4 separate regions of the Homo sapiens genome follow, and regions 1, 2 and 4 are each linked to region 3. A link is an interaction called in ENCODE POLR2A ChIA-PET data of the cell type or tissue named here. Cell type or tissue: PC-9. All regions are shown on one strand. Links, peaks and the distances in the headings refer to the core of each region. The heading gives the core; the rest is flanking DNA.

What was found. ChIA-PET counts read pairs that join two places held together with the same protein. Peaks named below come from ENCODE experiments on the same cell type or tissue, not always from the same donor. Only the 100,000 strongest peaks of a DNase experiment are listed, where the experiment ranks them.
Region 1: POLR2A ChIA-PET joins it to region 3 with 14 read pairs; 4 of 35 experiments call an interaction of 5 or more read pairs at or near these places.
Region 2: POLR2A ChIA-PET joins it to region 3 with 24 read pairs; 4 of 35 experiments call an interaction of 5 or more read pairs at or near these places.
Region 4: POLR2A ChIA-PET joins it to region 3 with 13 read pairs; 4 of 35 experiments call an interaction of 5 or more read pairs at or near these places.

Annotation. Positions count from the first base shown.
Region 1 is chr12:52,943,239-52,948,401 of GRCh38, forward strand. It overlaps a transcript of KRT8 not described here. Among named protein-coding and RNA genes, the nearest start is that of KRT18, 3.3 kb to the right of the region's middle. RefSeq lists enhancers at 517-1,111, 2,301-2,896 and silencers at 3,847-4,141, 4,527-4,821. In PC-9, for the core only: no CTCF peak of the experiment used is centred there; DNase peaks (open chromatin) are centred at 1,733, 2,743, 2,833, 3,873 and 1 weaker place; H3K4me3 peaks cover 2,982 bases; H3K27ac peaks cover 4,000 bases.
Region 2 is chr12:52,968,044-52,973,206 of GRCh38, forward strand. No RefSeq gene overlaps it. Among named protein-coding and RNA genes, the nearest start is that of KRT18, 22 kb to the left of the region's middle. RefSeq lists enhancers at 3,180-4,107, 4,108-5,033. In PC-9, for the core only: no CTCF peak of the experiment used is centred there; DNase peaks (open chromatin) are centred at 1,348, 1,988, 3,778 and 4,148; H3K4me3 peaks cover 2,883 bases; H3K27ac peaks cover 4,000 bases.
Region 3 is chr12:52,145,260-52,150,422 of GRCh38, forward strand. No RefSeq gene overlaps it. Among named protein-coding and RNA genes, the nearest start is that of SMIM41-AS1, 30 kb to the left of the region's middle. RefSeq lists enhancers at 2,106-2,400, 4,460-5,163. In PC-9, for the core only: no CTCF peak of the experiment used is centred there; DNase peaks (open chromatin) are centred at 2,302, 2,982 and 3,452; H3K4me3 peaks cover 2,492 bases; H3K27ac peaks cover 4,000 bases.
Region 4 is chr12:52,923,767-52,928,929 of GRCh38, forward strand. It overlaps a transcript of KRT8 not described here. Among named protein-coding and RNA genes, the nearest start is that of KRT8, 21 kb to the left of the region's middle. In PC-9, for the core only: CTCF peaks have their summits at 3,918 (motif pointing left) and 4,118; DNase peaks (open chromatin) are centred at 1,625, 2,635 and 3,695; H3K4me3 peaks cover 2,228 bases; H3K27ac peaks cover 4,000 bases.

The DNA of each region.
Region 1 (5,163 bases), core at 466-4,465, 800 kb after region 3:
TTGCCTCCACTTGGTCCTCTCTCTCCTCCCTCTCAGTCCACACCCCGGCTCCAGGCTCCATCGCTCTACTGAAAGTGCTCTTTTTGTCCTCAGCCTCCCTGATCCTTTTGTGCACCTGGCCCTGTGGGCCCCCCTTCCTTGAACCTCATTCTTCTTGGCTTTCATGACGTCCTCTCTCCTGGTCTCTTCCTGGGAACTTAGAGATCTAGGCCTTCTCCTCTTTCTCCTCTTCTCCCTCTGTCTCTTCCTCTTCTTCTTGCCTCAAGTCCCTCTGTGCTGACTCTGCTCCTTCTTTTCCCTGATCCTTTCCCTTAGGCCACCTCACCCACAACTGGGTTTCACCCAAATCCTTGAGGGGGATGCTCCAGGTGGGCCCGTTGCACGTGGCCGTGCAGGGTGTTCAGTGTACAGGCACACCCTGCCAGGAAACAAGGAAGAGGCTCCCTCTCTGCAATTTGTGTAAAGGCCCCGCAGGTTAGCTGTGACCCTGGCATCCATACCTCCTGCCCCATGCCTCTCCCAAGCTCCAGCCCTGCTCTCCTAGCTGCTCACAGGATAGTTCCCTAAACACTGCTGGCAGAACCTGCCCAGCCTAGGCCAGGAAAGAGGCTGACAGAGACAGAGCCGGCTGACTGGATGATCTGGAGATAGGTTCTTGGCCACTCTGTTCTTCCATTTCACCCCCCTTTTCAAAGACTCAGTCTTAGCCACCCTGCCCTGAGCCCATGTTAGATGGAAAAAAATAGTGGTGAGCAGGGAGCAGAAGGCTGGAGAGTAGTAAGTGCAAAAGAACAAGGGGGCTGGGAAGAAAAGGAGCAAATGGGGCAAAGCAGACAGGAGGGGAGGTCAGCTGGCTTCTCAGCTGCCAAAGCTCTTCCAGGCACGTCATCTCATTTGGTCCTCATGAAAACTCTCTAAGTGGATATTACTATTTTTCTCATTCTACAGCTGAGGAGAGACCAAGCTAGTAAAGGCTGCTCAAGATCACTAAGCCAGCAGTGGGGAATATTGTGAAATATTGAAATATTTTATTATTTCATAGAGACAGGGTCTTGTTATACTGCCCAGGCTGGTCTCAAATTCCTGGCCATAAGCGATTCTCCCACCTCAACCTCTCAAAGTGCTGGGATTACAGGCATGAGCCACCTGGCCGAATCCAGGTCTTTTGACACCAAGTGCCCTATTCATCCCTTTGCCCTCCCCTAATCTCTGGGCAGATTTGAGTGAGGCGATAGGCTGGGGGATATGGCATTGGGATACTGGGGTTGCACCTGAGGAGAAGCCAACAGCACCAGGGTCAGAATGGGCAAAGGACATAAGCACAGGCAAGGCCATTCCTGGTGGGGCTGGGCCAGGGAGCTGAGGGGCTCCTAGAAGGGCCAGGTTCCCCGACTTCTCTGAGCTTCAGCGCCTGGAGGTTTCTGGGCAGCCACACGCTTCTCAGCGCTGACCCTTCCTCTTCCTTTATCCTTGGAAAATAACCCCTAGGGCACAAACCCAACCGAAGCAATGATACTAAGTGTCAGGGCATTCCTCGACTCTCCCACCCCTGGGGAAGAGGGCCTGGCCCAAGCCCTGAGAACCCGTTCCCACCTCCACAGGCAGTGCCAGGGACTCCAAATAGGGTGCTGAAATTCCAGAAGTCTTGATATCAGACTGGGTCCTGCACCCAGCTGCCACCCGCATCCTCCCCCTGCTCCGCAGCTGCCTCTGAAGCTTGTACCCTTGCCCCCACCTCTTGTCTCTCTGCAGTCTACCTGACTGCACTTTCTGATGACCCCCACTGACCTCTCCTAGCACCCCATGTTTATTAATTACTTAAACCTAAAGTATTTACGGAGCTCCACCTATGTGCCAGATGCAGGGCTGGGCAGGAGGATTCCCATTCCACCCCAGATTCCTTTTCCTTTGGGTTCTACCCCAGATCTCCCTCTGTCTCAACAGCTCTACCCTTAACTCAGCAGCCCTGGGATTTCTCCTGTGGGAGGGCCCCCTGCATGGGTATACCCTCCACTGAGAGTAGCTGAAAGGAGCCCAGGGGAGCCTCCCAGGCGATCCCTTCCTCCCTCCAGCCCACCCCACCACAGGGCCTTCTCACTGTCTCCAACACACTGGAGTCACCCTCAGTCTTTAAAGAAGAGGATGGGAATCAGTCTCTCCCTGTTTTGTGTATAGACCCCATCCTTACACCTCAGTTGCTGTTCCGAACACCTCCCTCCTCCAGGCTGAGCAAGGAATTTCCAGCCTAAATGTTAAAGCAAAGGCGGAAGGACTGCAGGCCTTCCAATCCTCCCTAATCCTCTCATCTCTCCACCACCTAGTTTCCCCAGAGCCATCAGCTCAAGCCCTTTGTGGGAGAATGTGGAGTGGGCAGTAAGAGCTGACCCACCCCTATCGGGTCATCTCTGAGTCTACTCTGAAGTTAAACCTGCCTCACAGGTTCCCACTCCCCTTCTGCTGGACGCTGGAATGCAGGACTGATGGTGGGTGGAGAACCATTTCCCCTCTTTCCGGATTCCCCCCTGCCGAGGCTCATTACTCTTTGTGTCTGTTCTGGGAGCTTCTCACCAGGGCCCCTCCTGCTCCACCCTTTCCCGGGACTGTCCTCACAATCACGCCATCCCCCTTTCCACCTTGCTTCCCACCCCCACCCCAGAACCCTAGTGCTGGGAATCTGGAGGCCGAGACCTTCACCCCAGCTCTCCAAGAGGCTCTCTGACAAAGTGAAAAAGCCCTGAGCCACAGAGGAATCTGGAAGTGGTGGAAAGGGGCAGGCTGGTGCTGGAAGCCCGAGGTCGGTATTTGCCCCATGCTGCAAGAAGTCAGGAATGTGGCCATCGACATCAGTAGGAGAGATAAAGTCTAGCTGGCAGCTCTCCCTCTCCAGCCCCCACGCTGCACCTCCACAGGTCCCAGAAGTTTCCTAGCAGTTGGGGTGGGGCAGGAATCAGACAAGGACCTGGGAATTAGCTTGGAGAAAAATTCTAGAATCTGTTTTGATTGCTGGTAGATTTCAAAGTGCCCCAGGGTTTTTAAATGACTCAGAGAGACAGACTTCAAACCCCTTGAGCCCGTCTTTCGAATTAAATTGACCCCCTTTATCTGCCCTCCTGTATATATTGAAGCCTTCCTTACTTTGAAGGAAGGCTCCAGTACAAATAATTAGTATTTGTTTGATGAATGAGTGAGTGACAATTTACACTCACATTCACTGCCACCTGAGGAAATAGACTGGACAGGTCTTACTGTTTTCCCTGTACAAGTGAAGAAATTGAAGTTCAGAGTTAGGTGACTTCCCCAAGGTTACACAGCTAGCAAAGTATCCAGGCTGGCTGACTTAAAGCTTAGCAATAACAGTAAAAGGCAGTACGTAGCTTGTTGACTCCACATACTTTATTATAAAATACTGCCCAACTTGACAGTTCTGGAATCCAGTGGGGGAATATAAAGGTGAAAGCAGGAGAGACCCCTCTGACTGGAACCTCTTACCTCCCAGAAGCCTTGTATGCAAAACCAGTGGGCATTCATTTGTATGTTATTTTGCATCCCGTTTGCCTCCCAGCCTTCAGCAGGCCCCGACCCTCCCCTGGCCAGCTTCCACCCTGACTGCCCCCTGGCTGGCTCCCATTGAGCACTGTGGGGCTCTCCCCACCATTAGGTGACAGATCAGGAACAATCCAGGCTCAGGCTCTTTATCTGTGCTCTGCCTCCCACCTGGCAGGTCCACTGGCCAGGCTTTTCCAGGGTCCCTTCTCTCCCAGGTCTGCCCTACTATTTGTCCTCCCCTTCCCCCTCAGCTGGTAGCTCGATAAGAATCAATAGGTCCACTCCAGAGCAAAGAACACAGCCAAATGTGTCATACCAGGCCCTGCCAGAAAAACGAGCTGCTGGAGCTGACAAACTTGAAGGCCAAACACCTAAGGGTTCCCCCCAACACTTCATTCAGCAGGGATGGTCATTCAGCTTCAGGGGGCAGGCAGCATGAAAGCCTCCCTACCTCCATCCTTCTCACACAGAGGCTGGGGAGAGCATCTTGGAGGATGCAGTCCCCTGGGGCCAGGCTTCTAATCCAGACAGCCCTTACAAGGGGGGACAGGGGAAGGACTGGCTTGGAGAAAAGTCCTAGAAAAGAGGGGAGGGGCACTGGCCACCAGGGCTGGGTCGCTGCTATGATGGTCCTAGGAGTGCCTGCCTGTCCTCTCAGGCCCCATGCGATGTAGGACACATTACTTTTATTTATTTATTTATTTATTTATTTTGAGTCAGAGTTTCGCTCTGGTTGCCCAGGCTGGAGCGCGACGGCACGATCTTGGCTCACTGCAACCTCTGCCTCCTGGGTTCAAGCGATTCTCCTGCCTCAGCCTCCTGAGTAGCTGGGATTACAGGCACACACTGTGCCTGGTTAATTTTTGTATTTTTAGTAGAGAAGGGGTGTCACCATGTTGGTCAGGCTGGTCTCAAATTTTTTTTTTTTTTTTTTTTTTTTGAGACAGAGTCTTGCTCTGTTGTCTAGGCTGGAGTGCAGTGGCATCGAACTCTTGACCTCAAGTGATCCACCCGCCTCGGCCTCCCAAAGTGCTTGGATTACAGGCATGAGCCACTGTGCCCGGCGATGTGGGACACATTATCATCTCTGTGAGAGATTTTTGGTCTCTTTTGTCACCGCCCTTCTCTCCCAGCTCCTAGAACTGGGCCTGGCTCACAGTAGGTGCTGAATGCATACTGGTTGAATTGTAAATGCTCAGGATTTGTTTAATTAAGGATGCAGGAAAGGTGATATACCGGTGTGCAGAAGTCAGGATGCATTCCCTGTCCAAATCACAGTGTTCCACTGAGGCAAGGCCCTTGGGAGTGAGGTCGGGAGAGGGGAGGGTGGTGGAGGGGGCTCAGAGACTGGGTTTGTTTTGGGGAGTCTGCACCTATTTGCTGAGTGAATGTATGTGTGTGTGCATTTGAGAGCACACCTCTGTATGATTCGGGTGTGAGTGTGTGTGAGGAAACGTGGGCAGGCGAGGAGTGTTTGGGAGCCAGGTGCAGCTGGGGTGTGAGTGTGTAAGCAAGCAGCTATGAGGCTGGGCATTGCTTCTCCTCCTCTTCTCCAGCTCCCAGCCTTTCTTCCCCGGGACTCCTGGGGCTCCAGGATGCCCCCAAGATCCCCTCCAC
Region 2 (5,163 bases), core at 350-4,349, 820 kb after region 3:
GCCTGTAATCCCAGCACTTTGGAAGGCTGAGGCGGGCAGATCACAAGGACAGGAGTTCAAGACGTGCCTGACCAACATGGTAAAACCCCGTCTCTACTAAAAATACAAAAATTAGCCAGGCATGGTGGTGCATGCCTGTAATCCCAGCTACTCGGGAGGCTGAGGCAGGGGAATTGCTTGAACCCGAGAGGCAGAGGTTGCAGTGAGCCAAGATCATGCCATTGCACTCCAGCCTGGGCAATGGAGCAAGACTCCGTCTCAAAAAAAATAAATTATTGTACATTTAAAAATAACTAAAAGAGTATAATTGGATTGTTTGTAACATAAAGGATAAATGCTTGAAGTGATGGATGCCCTGATGAGATTATTATGCATTGTATGCCTGTATCAAAATATCTCGTGTACCCTAAAATAGATACACATACTGGGTACCCACAAAAATTAAAAACTTTTTTTTTTTTGAGACAGAGTTTCACTCTTGTTGCCCAGGCTGGAGTGCACTGGCTCAATCTCGGCTCACTGCAACCTCCGCCTCCCAGGTTCAAGTGATTCTCCTGCCTCAGTCTTCCGAGTAGTTGGGATTACAGGCGCCCACCACCACACCTGGCTAATTTTTTTTTTTTTTTTTTTTTTTTGGATTTGGAGTAGAGACGGGGTTTCGCCATGTTGGCCAGACTGGTCTCGAACTCCTAACCTCAGGTGATCCACCTGCCTCGGCCTCCCAAAGCGCTGGGATTACAGGCATGAGCCACCAGACTCAGCCAAAATTAAAAACTTTAAAAAATAAATTAATAACCACAGCAGTAGCTAGTAGCTAATGGCTACCAGATTGGACAGGACAGTGCAGCACCAGACTGTAAGCTCCCTTTGAGCAGAGACTGGACTATCTTGTTCACTCTTATGCCCTGATACATAACACAATTCCAACACATAAACAGCAGGTTGTTATTTTCTTTTTTAAAGACAAAAATTTGAAATTGTAATTTTTATTAAATTGTAAATAAAATGTTATTTTATTTTATTTAATAACCTATAGCATTTGCCAATATCCAAGGTATAAATACTGCTGTCATGGTTGATTTAAAATGGTTTAATTCTGGGAAGCAAAATTTTCAAATTTAACAATCTTCTCTTACTAGCTTTTGAATGAATAAGCAAATGAATGAACAAATAAATGAGCAAATAACAAACCAAGAGGAGTCTCTGCATGCCTCACCCAAGGAAAAGAGGACAAAGGAGAGTAGAAGAATATTTCAAGATGCCAGCAGTCCTCTCACTCTCTTTGCAGGTCCTCTTTGTTCCAGGAAAGAGAACTTAGTGGGAGAACAATTGAACTTCCTCAGCTTCGCTTCACACACACCCCAGCTTTAAGAAAGCCCAGGAAGAATTTGTTTTTTTTTTTTTTTTTGAGACGGAGTCTTACTCTGTCACCCAGGCTGGAGTGTAGTGGCGTGGTCTCGGCTTCTCAGCTCACTGCAACCTCCACCTCCCAGATTCAAGCGATTCTCCCGCCTCAGCCTCTCCAGTAGCTGGGATTACAGGTGTGCACCACCACGCCCAGCTAATTTTCGTATTTTTAGTAGAGACAAGGATTTCACCACGTTGGCCAAGCTGGTCTCAAACGCCTGACCTCAAATGATCCACCTACCTCGGCCTCCCAAAGTTCTGGGATTACAGACATGAGCCACCTCACCTAGCCTTTGGATTACAGACATGAGCCACCTCGCCTAGCCTTTTTTTCTTTTTAAGGAAAAAAAGAAAAATAAAATCTCATCTTAATCTGCTCCATTTTTTTTTCTTTTTAAAGAAACTTTCCCAAGTCACTTAAACAGTCTTCGTAATGGGAAGGCACTCAAACTATAAATCTCCCTGTCATTTAGGAATGCTCAGTGCAAATGTTTATAGAACCCGGGCACCACTTTCAACCTCTCCTTTGAAGAAGGGCTTTGTAATCCTCCTCTGGGGTCACTCCTACATTCCAAAAATGTTCAGGAAAGGAAGGGAAGGTGCCCACCAGTGGGACAGCTTAGACCCAGGTCCCCACCCTCAGGTTCGGCCCTAAGAACATAAAGATACAAGAAAGGTCACGAGGTTAATTCAAAGCCAAGGAATGTCATGGCAGTAAATGCTGCAGGTGTTCACGGGGAGGATGATGGCCATGATTTGTGGCAGAAGTGAAACCTGAGAGATGCTAAGACTTGTGCAGTGGGAAAGGTGAGAAAATAATGAGAACAAAGTCCCCAAGGCTTGGCTGCATGCCTGGCAGCTAGTAGGTACTGCATAAATACAAGTTCATTGGCTCTCCTTGAGTTGTCTGGCTGGGGTCCCAGAGACTGAAACTTTGCTCTTGGCTGCAGCAGGGGCAAGATCGCAGGGGTGGGTACATGCCAAGCCCCAGGCAGCACGTCACCAGAGAGATAATCTTGAGCTGGTGGGAGCAGCCAGGCATGCAGTGGGGCTGAGCTGAGCCAAAGCACAAAACAAAAAGGTCTCATCCCTGTGGCTATAATCAAGGATGCCAACCCTCCGGCTGCCCCAAGACCCCAAGCCTAGATAAGGAGACAGCATCCTGCCTGAAGAGTGTGGCTCTGTCCAGTCGGGGTCTCAAAGGCCTACTGCCCACTTTGGTGCTGCCTTTAGCCCTGTCTAGCACCAGACCCAGCCACAAGGAGCACCTCAGGACTATGGCATACTTCTGTTGACCGGATGGTCACAGCCGTGGTCAAATCAAAGCCTTCTTGGGGTTCCCTGGAGCTGTCACTCATCTGCCACCACTTTCAGGCCTCTGTCACCCTAACCCAGCCCTTCAACACAAGTTCTCTGGCTTCTTCAAGCTCCTATCAAGTAATACAAAATCACCCTTAAAAGGCTCTATAGTATTGTTCAATTCCTTATCTAATACTTTCAAACCCCAAAAAACTCTGAAAACCAAAAATTCTTCATAACTCACATGCAAAACCTAACATGAAGTTATTTATACTTTTTTTTTTTTTTTTTTTTTTGAGACGAAGTTTCGTTCTTGTTGCCCAGGCTGGAGCGCAATGGCACGATCTCGGCTCACCGCAACCTCCGCCTCCTGGGTTCAAGCAATTCTCCTGCCTCAGCCTCCCAAGTAGCTGGGATTACAGGCATGCACCACTGTGCCTAGCTAATTTTGCATTTTTAGTAGAGATGGGGTTTCTCCATGTTGGTCAGGCTGCTCTTGAACTCCCGACCTTAGGTGATCCGCCCACCTGGGCCTCCCAAAGTGCTGGGATTACAGGCGTGAGCCACCGCGCTCAGCCTATTTATACTTTTTATATATTCCATTTAGTGTGAATATTCATACATTTCACTGCAGCAATATTAATAAGACTGAGTCCATGATTACACGTGCCACAGATCCCCCCCTCCCCACTGTGGTTTTCCTTAGTATACATTTTATGTACCACATTTCCTTTGTAAAATCTGAAAGATTCTGAATCCTGAGAGTCATCTGGACCTACAGGTTAGGTTAAGTGATTGTGGGCCTGCAGCATAAGCCCAAGTTTAGAGTGAAAGAATTCCAAGCTGAAATGCCTACTCCCCCAAGAGATGCACAGGCCCCTGCCAGGCAGAACAGACAGGGCCTTAGAGCTGATGGTGGGAGGGTCCCAGGAAGACAAGGCAGGGTAGGGGACTTGGATAGCTCAGGGCAGTGCCTCTTCGCCAGCTGGTGCACAAGCGCAGTGTTTCTAGGCTTTCACAACCACGCAGCAGCCCAGGGTGTGCCTGCTGCTCACCAGGATGACTCCACCTCTTCCATCAGCCAGAGCTTGAGCAACAACTTATCTCCCCACCTGGGTTTCTTCATCATTGCGAGGAACCCACCTGGGAGCCCTGGGTGGGGACGAAAGGAACTAAGGCATGCAGCATACTTAAGGAACTCAGTGGGGGTGGGCTACTTTGATTGTTCCTTTATTCAGTGTTTCTTGACCACCTTGTACCATGGTAGACCCCTGTGGGCAAGACAATGTATAAATTACCGTGTTAAGGACAGACAGAAAGTACACAAATAATTAAAAGCAAAATTGAACTGAGCAGATTAAAGTGAGATTTCAGAAGAGAGTTTGGCCTGGAGAAAAGAAGCTTGGGAGGAAAGAATGCTGCCTGGGGCGTCAGGAGCCCTGGGTTAGGTCAGGCTGACTCATTTCGGTGACTTTCACAAGGTTCTTCTTCTCTGGGCTCAGTTTTCCTCATCAGCAAAATATAGATTTAGCCTTAGATCTCCTCTAAGATTCCTTCCATTTTCTTTCTTTCTTTCTTTCTTTCTTTTTTTTTGAGACAGAGTTTCGCTGTTGTTGCCCAGGCTGGAGTGCAGTGGCGCAATCTAGGCTCACCGAAACCTCTGCCTCCTGGGTTCAAGTGATTCTCCTGCCTCAGCCTCCCAAGTAGCTGGGATTACAGGCGCACACCACCATGCCCAGTTAATTTTTGTATTTTTAGTAGAGACGGGGTTTCTCCATGTTGGTCAGGTTAGTCTCAAACTCCTGACCTCAGGTGATCCACCCGCCTCGGCCTCCCAAAGTGCTGGGATTACAGGGGTGAGCCACTGCGCCCGGCACCTTTTTTTTTTTTTTTTTTTTTTTTTTTTGAGACAGAGTCTTGTTTGATCACGGCTCACTGTAACCTTGACCTCCCACGCTCAAGCAATCTCCTGCTTCAACTTCCCAAATAGCTGGGACTACAGACATGCACCACCATGCAATCTCCTGCTTCAACTTCCCAAATAGCTGGGACTACAGACACGCACCACCATGCCCAGCTAAATTTTTTTTTATTTTTAGTAGAGACGAGGTCTCACCATGTTACCCAGGCTGATCTCAAACTCTTGAGCTCAAGCGATCCTCCTGCCTTGGCTTCTCAAAATGCTGGGATTACAGGCGTGAGCCACTGAACCTGGCCTCCCTTCCATGATGCCAAATATCGGAAGGTCTGTCATTTAGGAGAAGATAAATTATACCTACTCTCTGTGATTCCCAGGGGTACAACCAGACAGAAGCGTGGAAGCCAAAGGAGGCAGGCTTGCTGAGATGAAGGACTTTCTGAGGTGCTCTCCTGCACTCAGGAGGCCGCCTCCTCCTCATCCCAGTGCAGCAGCCTGGGGTTTGTAAATTAGGTAGAGAGTCAGAATGGGGTGCCACA
Region 3 (5,163 bases), core at 625-4,624:
TTGTGACAGTGACTGCAGCAGGAGGACTTCAGGCTGAGGCTGAGGGAAGAGTCCCAGCAGCTTCCTGGGAAGCAGAGGAGGGTGCTGAGCTCAGCTTGTGTGTCCCTGAGTGGCAGGCCTGGGCTTTCTGGGAATGCAGCCTGGGCCTGAGGGCAGGCGAGGGAGGCCAGCCAGGGGTCCTGCACCACCGCCCCCACCCACTGCCGGCCCCAGTCTGGCTAGGAGAGTGGGGGGTCTCCATTTCAGCCTGCTGGGCCTTTAGAGTAGGGCAGGGACTGGGGTGCTCTGGGGGCGGGGCAGGATCGAGGGGTGTGGGGTGAGGGGGAAGATGAGTCCCCTGGGCGTATTGGAACCCATGCCAGGGGCCTGGGTTTGACTCCCTCCCCTAAGGTGCGCATTCCCAGGGCCTGGGGGAGAGGAGTGGGCTTGGGGCTGTGTGCAGTGGGGCCCTGAGCTGGGAAGGCACGGAAGTGCCTGCTCTGACCCATCCCCCACCTCCGCAGGGCAGGCAGGCTGAGGCCTGAGTCTGAATGACCCCCTACAAGTCTTGCCATAAAGCCACTGGTGCTGGGAGGGCGTCTGCTGTTCTTAGTGGGGAACACGTCATGTCCCCAGCCCCTGTCCCTCTGTGTCAGCTCCCAGCCTGGGCGTGCACAGTCGGGTGCAGCAGAGGCTCCTGATGGCTGGACAGGGGGCCAGTGTGGGCGCAGTGTGGGCAGTCTGAGCACAAGTGGGGTTTGTGGGCAGTGTGGATGCTGGGGGGCTTAGCGGAGGGTTACTGGAGACGATAGAGGTGTGCGGTGCTCCTGGGCTATAGAATAGGGAGGAGGATTAGAAAGGGCCTGGGAAGGCAAGGCTTGGAGGGCTGGTTAGGTTTTGGAGCAGTGGTTGGGCTGACAATGGAATTTTGGGCACACAGATGATCTGAGAGGGGTGAGGGTCAGAGCTGGGGTTTAGGATGGGATTGGTTTAGGGCTGGGTTGTGAGGATGGAGTAGGGCTTGAGCACAGAGAAGCAAGTAGAGTTTGGGGCACAGTTCAAATTTGGGGTTAGGGTTGGGATTAGTACCATGTCAGATGAAGGGATGGATTCAGGGCTGAGGGTGAGGGCCATTTGCAGTTAGCACCGGGCACAGCTCGGGGTTGGGTGAGGCTGGGTCAGGGCGAGGGCTTCTGGGGTAGGATCAGGTGCGTGGGGCCTGCTGAGAGTGTCCGAGGATCTGCTCGTTCTGCCCTGTGGTGTCCCTGATGGGCTTTTTCTCCCTTTTTGCAGGGTTGCTCTCAGCTATGGCCTTGGTTGGAGACCCAGCTGGTGGCCAGACCCCACCACCCTTTGGGTTTGGACCAGGGCTCCAGGAGGTGGCATCCTGCAGTGGAGCCCCAGACTCTCCAGGGATGGAGTATCAGCTGAAGCAGGGGCCCCCATTTCACACTGGAAAGGGCCTGGGGTTTGGGGTTCCCCCCTGCCGGGGAATCCAGGGTCCCCACCCCTGCCTGCTGCCTGCCCTCCTGCCTCGGCCTCACTCTGGGTCCTTGTCTGGGAACCTTAGCACCTTCTTTGAGCCGCTGGTGGTGTTGGCGCACTTAGCAGAGCAAGCCCTGGCCCCTTTCCTCACAAACCTCACTCCCAGGTCTAGGCGGGGAGGCTGGGCTGCTCCTCATTGTCTTAAGCAGAGCGGTCACCTGAAGGCCTGGCCGTCTCACCTTGTCATGATTCCTCCACATTTGAGAGTGACGGAGGGGCAGGGAGTCAGGGCTGTGTCCACAGTGTGTCCTCAACCCAGACTGAGCCAGGCCCATGGCTCTCACTGAGGTCCTCTCCTTCTGCCTTGGTTTCCCTCTGAGTCCAGCCCCATGGGGAAGCTGGGCTCCTGGGCCTCAGGCCTGATGCTCCCTGTGCCAGGGCCTGTCCCCTGCTACTGCACTGAGCTGGAGTCGGGGGCCTGGTTGTGGGCTTCTGCTCCTGGTCTCAGCGAGACCTCCAGGCTTCCTTGGGCCCAGCTCCTCATCTCAGCCGGTCGCACCTGGGCAAGTCCAGTCAGTGTGAGGGGCTACTTCGGTTTCCTCACTGTGGCAGGGATTGGGGGAGCTCCTGAGCCCTGGGCTGGGGTGGGTCCGGAGGGGTGGGGGCTCCTGGCTGGGCTGGGTGTGCCTGTATGTGACTCAGGCTGGATGCCCAGGCCCTGAGCTGGCGGCTTTGTTCTCCCACTGGCCGGGTAGGGTGCGTGCTGCAGCCCTGAGTCACCCGGGTGTGGCCGAGCTGCTGGCGGGACACCAGAGCCATACACCGCCACACTCACAGAGATCCACACACTGGAGCTCAGGACACGGCGCCCTGAGAGCGGAGGGCCCCCCTGGTGTGGGTGCCGTCACTGGTGCCTTTCCCTCGGTGGTGCTGTGAGACATTCCCAAGAAGCTCCTTGGTGACTAAGGGCCCTGTGCTCCTGGAGCAAACTCAGCTGTTTGCTGAGAAGGCCTTCCTTCTCTTCGTGGTTACTCCCTGGTTAGGGCCTGGAGGGGGACCTGCAGGCACAGCTGGAGACCCTGAGGGGCACACAGAGCCTTCCCCCGCTGCCTGATAAAGGGCATATGCAGGTGACCATGTGCCATCTGTCCAAACTGTGCACCCACTGGATCCTTGAAACAGTTCTGAGAGGAAGGTGCATTGTTCCCACTTTACAGATGCGGACACCGGGGTTGCTAATAGTTGTCCAGAGTCACCCGACTAGCATGTGTCCCACTGGGACGCTCCTCCTCAGGTGCTCTGTGTGGCCTGGTCCCGGCCCTTCCTCCACTTCAGTCCAGCTCACCACTAGGACCCCCTCGACACCACCCCTCGCTCAGTCAGGCAGGGGCCCACAGGGCCTGGGGCCAGATCTTCCCATGGGGAGTTGTGTCACTGTCCCTCCCAGGCATGGGGCCTGGCGCCCAGGCCCCTCCACTGCCTCTGAGGATGAAGACACAGGGCTCTGCTGGACTCCCTGGAGCGGCCCTGACCTGCTTTCTCTGGGCTAACAGTGGGAGGTCCTGGGGGACCTCCCTACTTGGGGGATCCAGGCCTCACTGCCCCCAGGGACAGCGCAGGAAGTGTGTGCATATCTGTGTGTGTGGGATGGGGCAGGAGAGGCAGCTTGGCTTATACCGGGTGTTGGGGGAAAGCAGTGCAGGTTCGGGGAACCTGGGCCCTGAACTGCATGTGGACAGCCCCCTCCCACAAGGGTGAGGATGGGCACACAGGGGCCCTGCATCCTAGGCCAGGCTTGGGTTCTCGGAGGCCAGCTGGAGCTCGCCTGCTTTTCTCAGGTAGACCAGGGTCTGCTACAGACCCTGCTGCCCCCAGAAAGGCCTAGCCTGGTGCAGTGGGGTGAGCGGGCGGGGTGTGGCCCCAGGAGCTGGCCCCACCCCCTGCACCACCCTGCTTTGTCAGAAGCTGTTTGAGGCAGAGAATAAAGCACCTTATTAGGTAAGAAATGCCTTCTGCCAGGTGGGGAGAGGCCAGGCCCGCCTCTGCCCCCAGGCCTGCCTGCCCCGCCCTGGCAGAACACCAGCTTCTGTGGCATCTCAGTCCTGGCCCGAGCCCAGCAACCCCACACCCCCTCACCCCATGGAGCTCCGGCCGTCCTGCCCCAGACTTGGGTGGGGGCACCTGGCATGGGGAAGCCTGGCCCTCCCACCTGGGAGGCAGAAGAGGCAGCCTCACGAGTGTCAGCTTGGGGGCTGTGTGACCTTGGCCAGGTGACCCCTCCTTCCTAAGCCTGAACTTTCTCTTCTATACAATCAGCGGGTGTGCAAGGGGCCTTGAATTCTCCTGAGGCTTCTTAACCCCATTGGGTGTCCCTCCACTTACAAACACGGGCCCAGGGTGCACCCGTCTCCAAGGGCGTAGTCTCAGCCCCCTTGCTCCAAACCCAGAGCTTGCCTATGGGGCTCCCCATCTCTGTTCCAGGGAAGCAGGGGTCCAGGGCAGGTCAGTCAGTTTTCCAGGCAGGGCAGCCTGCTTGGCTTGGCTAGTTACAGCAATGGGGCCTTGTAGAGACAGGACCTGAGGAAGCTGGCGCTGCCTCCTTAGACCTGTTTCTCTGCCAGAAATGCCTCCATTTCCAGCTGTCAACTAGAAGCCGACCGTCCCCAAAGCCCCCAGGCCAGGCCTTAGGTACAATGTGTTTTGCATCTTCTGTTGCCCGTTGGAACTTGGCTTTGGAGATAAAAGTCCTGACTCCACATTTCCAAAGTGTCTTTTAAGCATTATCCGGTTTGACTCTTATCTACAGGACACTTTGGCAAATGAGGCTTCACAGCATGGCTGGTGCTCTCTGCCCTGGAAAGGACAGTAAAGGAAGGGAGCCTGTCTTGTCTCTGTCGGTCCTGGAAAGATTGGAGCTGGGGGCGTCCTTGGATAATGTCTAGACCAGCCTCCCACTGTGGAGTCCAGATTGGCCTAGAGCCCAGGATCCTGCCCCCTCCTCCTGCCCCCTGTCCTGGCCAGAGGCTGCCTGCTCTCCCTATTCCATGTCTTTCTGGCCCAGCCAGGGGACACAGGGTTGGGGCAGGTTCCAAGCCTCCACCTCATGGAGGATCCCTGCTGTGGGCCTTCCTTCCCTCTGCCTCTGTCCCGTGGAGCCTTCTGGCTTTCCCATTCCTAGCATAGCAATTGCACAGAGGTTTTGCAGGAGGACTGACAAGGCAACTTCTGCTGTGCGAAGAAAACAAGGCAAGACACTTGACCATGGCCGCCATGCACAGCTGCCCTCTCCCGTTCCCAGCCTCCCCTGCATGGAGTGGCCCTCAGAGGCTTTTTGCGCTCCCCTGGCCAAGTGCACAAAGGGCCCTTCAATTCCAAGTTCCTGTGGCTGCACCCCCTCCTGAAAGCCCTGGGGCTCAGGGAATCCCCCAGTATCATGCCAGTTTGGAATCCAGGAAGTCCTAGCAGGAAGTTCTCCCTGTTGCCTGGCTCCAGTCTCTCCTGCTGTGTTTCAAGCCCCTTCTCTTCTTGCCCTGTCCTCTGGAGGGAGCAGACTGCCCAGTGCTCAGGCCACAGTAAGTTGGAGGTCAGAGCCACAGGGGCCCTAGTTCTCTCCTGTTTGTCCCTATCTGTGGGTTTTGGGCAAAGTGAGGCTCCTTGCTGAGCCCCCACTGGGGATGCCCTCTGTTCTCCTTCCACTGG
Region 4 (5,163 bases), core at 669-4,668, 780 kb after region 3:
CCTGTATTATTACATTTAAATTAATATGGATTTTAGAGCTTTGAATTGCCTAAAGTGCTTGCAGTGTAGTGAGAAAAGCATTATATATTTTTTTTTTCGAGACGGAGCCTCGCTCTCGCCCAGGCTGGAGTGCAGTGGCATGATCACTGCTCGCTGCAACCTCCGCCTCCCGGGTTCAAGCGATTCTCCTGCCTCAGCCTCCCGAGTAGCTGGGATTACAGGCGCCCGCCACCACGCCTGGCTAATTTTCGTATTTTTTCAGTAGAGACGGGGTTTTACCATGTTGGCCAGGCTGGCCTCAAACTCCTGACCTCAGGTGATCCGCCTGCCTCAGCATGAGCCGAGTTGTGAGCCACCCACCACACCCGGCCAAAAGCATTATACTTAAAATCATACATTAGGCCAGGCGCAGTGGCTCATGCCTGTAATCCCGGCACTTTGGGAGGCTGAGGCAGACAGATCACAAGGTCAGGAAATCGAGACCATCCTGGCTAACACGGTGAAACCCTGTCTCTACTAAAAATACAAAAAAATTAGGCGGGCATGGTGGCGGGCGTCTGTAGTCCCAGCTACTAGGGAGGCTGAGGCAGGAGAATGGCATGAACCCGGGAGGCGGAGCTTGCAGTGAGCTGAGATTGCGCCACTGCACTCCAGCCTGGGCGACAGAGGGAGACTCCGTCTCAAAAAAAAAAAAAAAAATCATACTTGATTTGGGCTCTCAGCTTTTGTTCTCTCATATGTAAAATAAATTAGATTGAGGCTGCAGTGAACTATGACAGGCCACTGCATTCCAGCTTGGGCGACAGAGCCAGACCCTGTCTCAAAAAAATAAATAAAAATTTAAAAATAAAATAAATTATATGATGATAATGTTTGTAAAGATAATTGTAAAGATAATTGTAATTTGTAAAGATAATTGCTTGTATAGGACACTACTGTATAGGACACTACTGTGATGGGAAAAGACCATGCACTCTTCTCTAAGAATTCACCGTTCCTTCTGTCTTTTGCCTTCCTCCCCTCAGCTAAAGGGCTCCTGGAGTGAAGTGGACCCTCAGCTGTACTCTGTGGTCTGCGGCAACAGCCAACGCACAGAGGAGCATCCTCTCCTTAACTAAGCACCGAAAGGGAGTGAAAGGGTAGACTGAAGGAAGGACTTACTAATTCAAGGAGTCATTGGAGCAGAAATGAGTGACCAGGAATGGGGAGGATGCGTCTGTGGAAAAGGAACAGGGCTGGGCCCCCTTCTCACTGGTCCTAGATGGGATCAGGCCTGCCCAGAAGCCAAGAAAAAGATGTTGTATAGACCTCAATGGGGCAAGGCCGGGATGATTGAGGGGATACCTTCAGGGGAGGAGGTGCTAGGCAGTTTTCTGAAAATGGTGCGTTCAGACAGCTCACTATTTCCTGTAGTAATTCCAGGAAAAGACTGAGTAAGACAAGGTCAGGACCGGGAGGAATGCAGCTGGAGGAGGTGTGTATGCACAGTCTCCCCAGGGTGAGCCTGTCCAGAGCCATAAACCTTATCTCCTTCCTCTGAATAGCTGGGATAGCTATCTCTGGCTCCCAGGGGCTCAGGCTGAGTCAGGGCTGGAGGCTGGGAGAGACTGTGGGCCCCGAAGCATACCTAAAACTGTGAGACCACTCAGCACTTAGGTATGAATGGCGCCATTTAGGGTCTGAAATGGTCACCATTTTCAGAAACCTGCTCAACACCTCTTCCCCTGCAGGTATCCCCCTCCGTCATCCTGGCCTTGCCCCATTGATACCTGAAGTGTGGCACATTCAGGAATGAGATTGGAGCAAAAGGGATCTCTTTGGCGGAGGTGGGGTCAAAGAGATAGATTAGGATGATTCATCTCCACAAAGGCTAAGGCTTTAGATTCCTACCAGCCAGCCCCAGGCCAGAAATTTCCCCTTCAAGGAAAGTTGGGCTCCAGGGCTGGGCAATACTATCACCTCAATTATCCCTCTGTTCCTGAGTTCTAGGGTTTATGCACAGTTCTTAATGGGGCCTAATAGTTTCTTTGTCTCTTCCAGCCCTCTATCTTAGAGGACAGGAGGTGGAGCCTACCAACAAAGGGACCCAGGTTCCAGTTCCAGGGCTGCGTTTCTCTCCCCCTCAGGGCCCATTACTCTGAGCTGGGCCCCAGGTAGGGGAGGAAGGAGGAGAAAGGAGGCAGTGTTCTCATGTTCTCTGTGTCCCTGAGAAATTCCCCACCTCCCTTTCAAGCTCCCTCCTAGCAGGCTGGTGAGACCTGCCCTGGAGACAGGCTGGTGCGAGAGGCCCCCTCTGCAGAGTGGAAGGGGGTGACATAATTGCCTGTCCTGAGACTTCTAGACATGTACACACTGTCCCTCTGCCTGGTGTGTCCCTGCCCCCCGCCCCCCACCACCTCTCCTGCTCGCTCAGGTATCCTCTCCAGTGCCCAGCCAGACTGATCTTCTACAAACACTGCTTTGATCCTGTCACTCCCTAGCCCAGAGCTTCCCGTTGCCTTCAGAATAAAGGTCAAATTCCTCATCTGGTGGCTGAGGCTTAGCCTTCCCCACCTGGCACTAGCTGCCCTCCCCACCCCACCCCCAGGACTGTGCCCTCCTCTCCTGAAGCACCTCCTTGTCACCTGCACCTGTTGAAACCTTACCCTTCCTGCAGGTCCTGGCTCCAGCTCACCCCATTCATTCCGCAAACATTTGCTGAATGAAAATCATGCATCAGGCACCTCCCCACAAAGCCTGCCCCAGTCACCTCTGCCGGAAGTGGCCACTCCTATAGAGACCCCAAGAATAGGGCTTTGTTACACCCCTGGGCTGGGTTACACTTGCTGTGGGCATGTCTGAGCTCCCCTCCCTGATTGTAAACCTGATCCACAGTCATTTAGCATGCACTGAACATCCACTATTAATGAGGCATTTTCCATATTTGTCTCATTTGACCCTCACAAGGACCTTGGGAGTTCAGTCTTCTTATCCTTATTTACAGATGAGGAATCCAAGGCTCTAAGAAGTAATGTGCCCAGCAAGTAGTAGTCAGAGCTCAAACCGGAGTCCTGTACCCTAAGTCCAGGGCCCGCACATCAGCGCCAAGGCATCTTCCTCAAAAGTAGGGGCGTGTCTTATACATGTTTCTGCTTCCCTCCACACCCAGCACAGGAACTTGTTTGATTCACTGAATGAATGAATGAATGAATGAATGAATGAATGAATGATTCAATTCTATCCCATGAGTCCTCTTCTCTACTCTGACCCTATCTCCTCTCTCCCACATTGCTTTTTTCCTATCTTCTGTCCCTTACCCTGGACCCCAAGGATTCCCCCCAAGGGAGGAAAGAAGCTGTGATTGTTTCATGGATACCAGAGATGGGAGCTAAGCCTCAGAAGGGTGTCCACAGCCTGGACACACCCCAGGGAGGAGATTCAGGACAGGAAGACCCCTTCACCTTCACCACCACTCAGTTTGATAGACCCAGGAGAGTTCCAGTCCTTCTCTCCACCCCTCCCCAACTCCAGCAGGAAATAGGTGGGCCCAAGGGAGCAGCAGGACAAGCCAGAGAACAGTGAGAGGGTGAAGAGGGGCCCAGATTCAGTGACTCACCACCCTTGGGCCTCCCCTGGGGAAAGGGTGGGGAGCCTGGACACTTGGAATTCCTGCCTGTCCCTAGGGAGACACTTGGGTGTTAGGAGGCTGAACAGGAGGAGGAAGAGCTCTGTTTGTCCCAAACTAAGGGGTGGCCATGGCAACAAGGCCAGAGCCATCAGGGCTGGGAGCAAAGGTCCTGGCCAGGGGTGGAGTCGCGAGGGCCCTGCTGCCTGCCTGCCAACTGGGCCACTGTCCACACCATGCCAGCCAGGCCTTCTCTGACTGAGCACCCCCTTGTGGGCAGAGCCGAGCCTGAAATCTGGGGATGGGCAGTCCTGAGGGGGAAGCCACCTGCTTTACAGACACACATGTTCTTGTCCTCTCCCAGTCCCTCCATGTGTCTTCTCAACTGCAACCAGAGACAGACAGCCTCTAGAACAGGGAGTGCTCAGCCAGGCGCGATGGCTCACTCCCGTAATCCCAGCACTTTGGGAGGCCAAAACAGGTGTATCACCTGAGGTCAGGAGTTCGAAATCAGCCTGGCCAACATGGTGAAACCCTGTCTCTACTAAAAATACAAAAATTAGCCAGGCTTGGTGGCAGGCACCTGTAATCAAGGAGAATCGCTTGAGAGGCGGGAGGCGCAGGTTGCAGTGAGCCAAGATTGCACCATTGCACTCCAGGCTGGGCAACAAAAGCAAGACTCTGTCTCAAAAACAAAAACAAAAACAGGGAGCGCTCTTGGCCTTTGTGCTGGGGAAAAGAAGGCATGGAGAACTGAGTCTGCTGCTGGGAAGTGAGTAGATTGGAGGTGTCAGTCTGGGAAGGCTTCCTGAAGGAGGATGTCTCAGGCTAAGGAAAAGACAGCAAAGGCTTCAGAGCAGAAGAGTGTGTCTCCTCTGAGAGCCCAAAGCAATGTGGCTGGAGTCACAGATGACACCATCACTCCTTCTCTTCTGCTAGTCACAAGAATCTTGGTGTCCCAAGGAGCCCCCAGTGCACCACCACCATCCTTAACAATGCCCCTACCATTATGCATGTCCATTCCCACCCTTACCTCCCCTTGGAGGTGGAGATGGCACTTCCTCTGCCCAGGGCCAGACCTCCACCAGTGCTCTGATCCACACACCCCTCCCTTCACACACAGAACCTTGTCTCATCAAATAGTATCTCTCCCTTGCCATACTCCTCCCACCCCCATCCCAGGCTGAATTTTATTCCCCTCTACTTGTAGTCATGCTCATGTCACTTCTTCCTTTAAAAAAAGAAAGAAAGGGGCTGGGCACAGTGGCTCACGCCTGTAATCCCAGCACTTTGGGAGTCCGAGGTGTGTGGATCACCTGACGTCAGGAGTTCGAGACCAGCCTGGCTAACATAGTGAAACCCCATCTCTACTAAAAATACAAAAAATTAGCTGGGCGTGGTGGCAGGTGCCTGTAATCCTAGCTACTTAGGAGGCTGAAGCGAGAGAATCGCTTGACCCCGGGAGGTGGAGGTTGCAGTGAGACAAGATCGTGCCATTGCACTCCAGCCTGGGCAACAAGAGTGAAACTCCAACTCAAAAAACAAAAATAGAAAGGGAA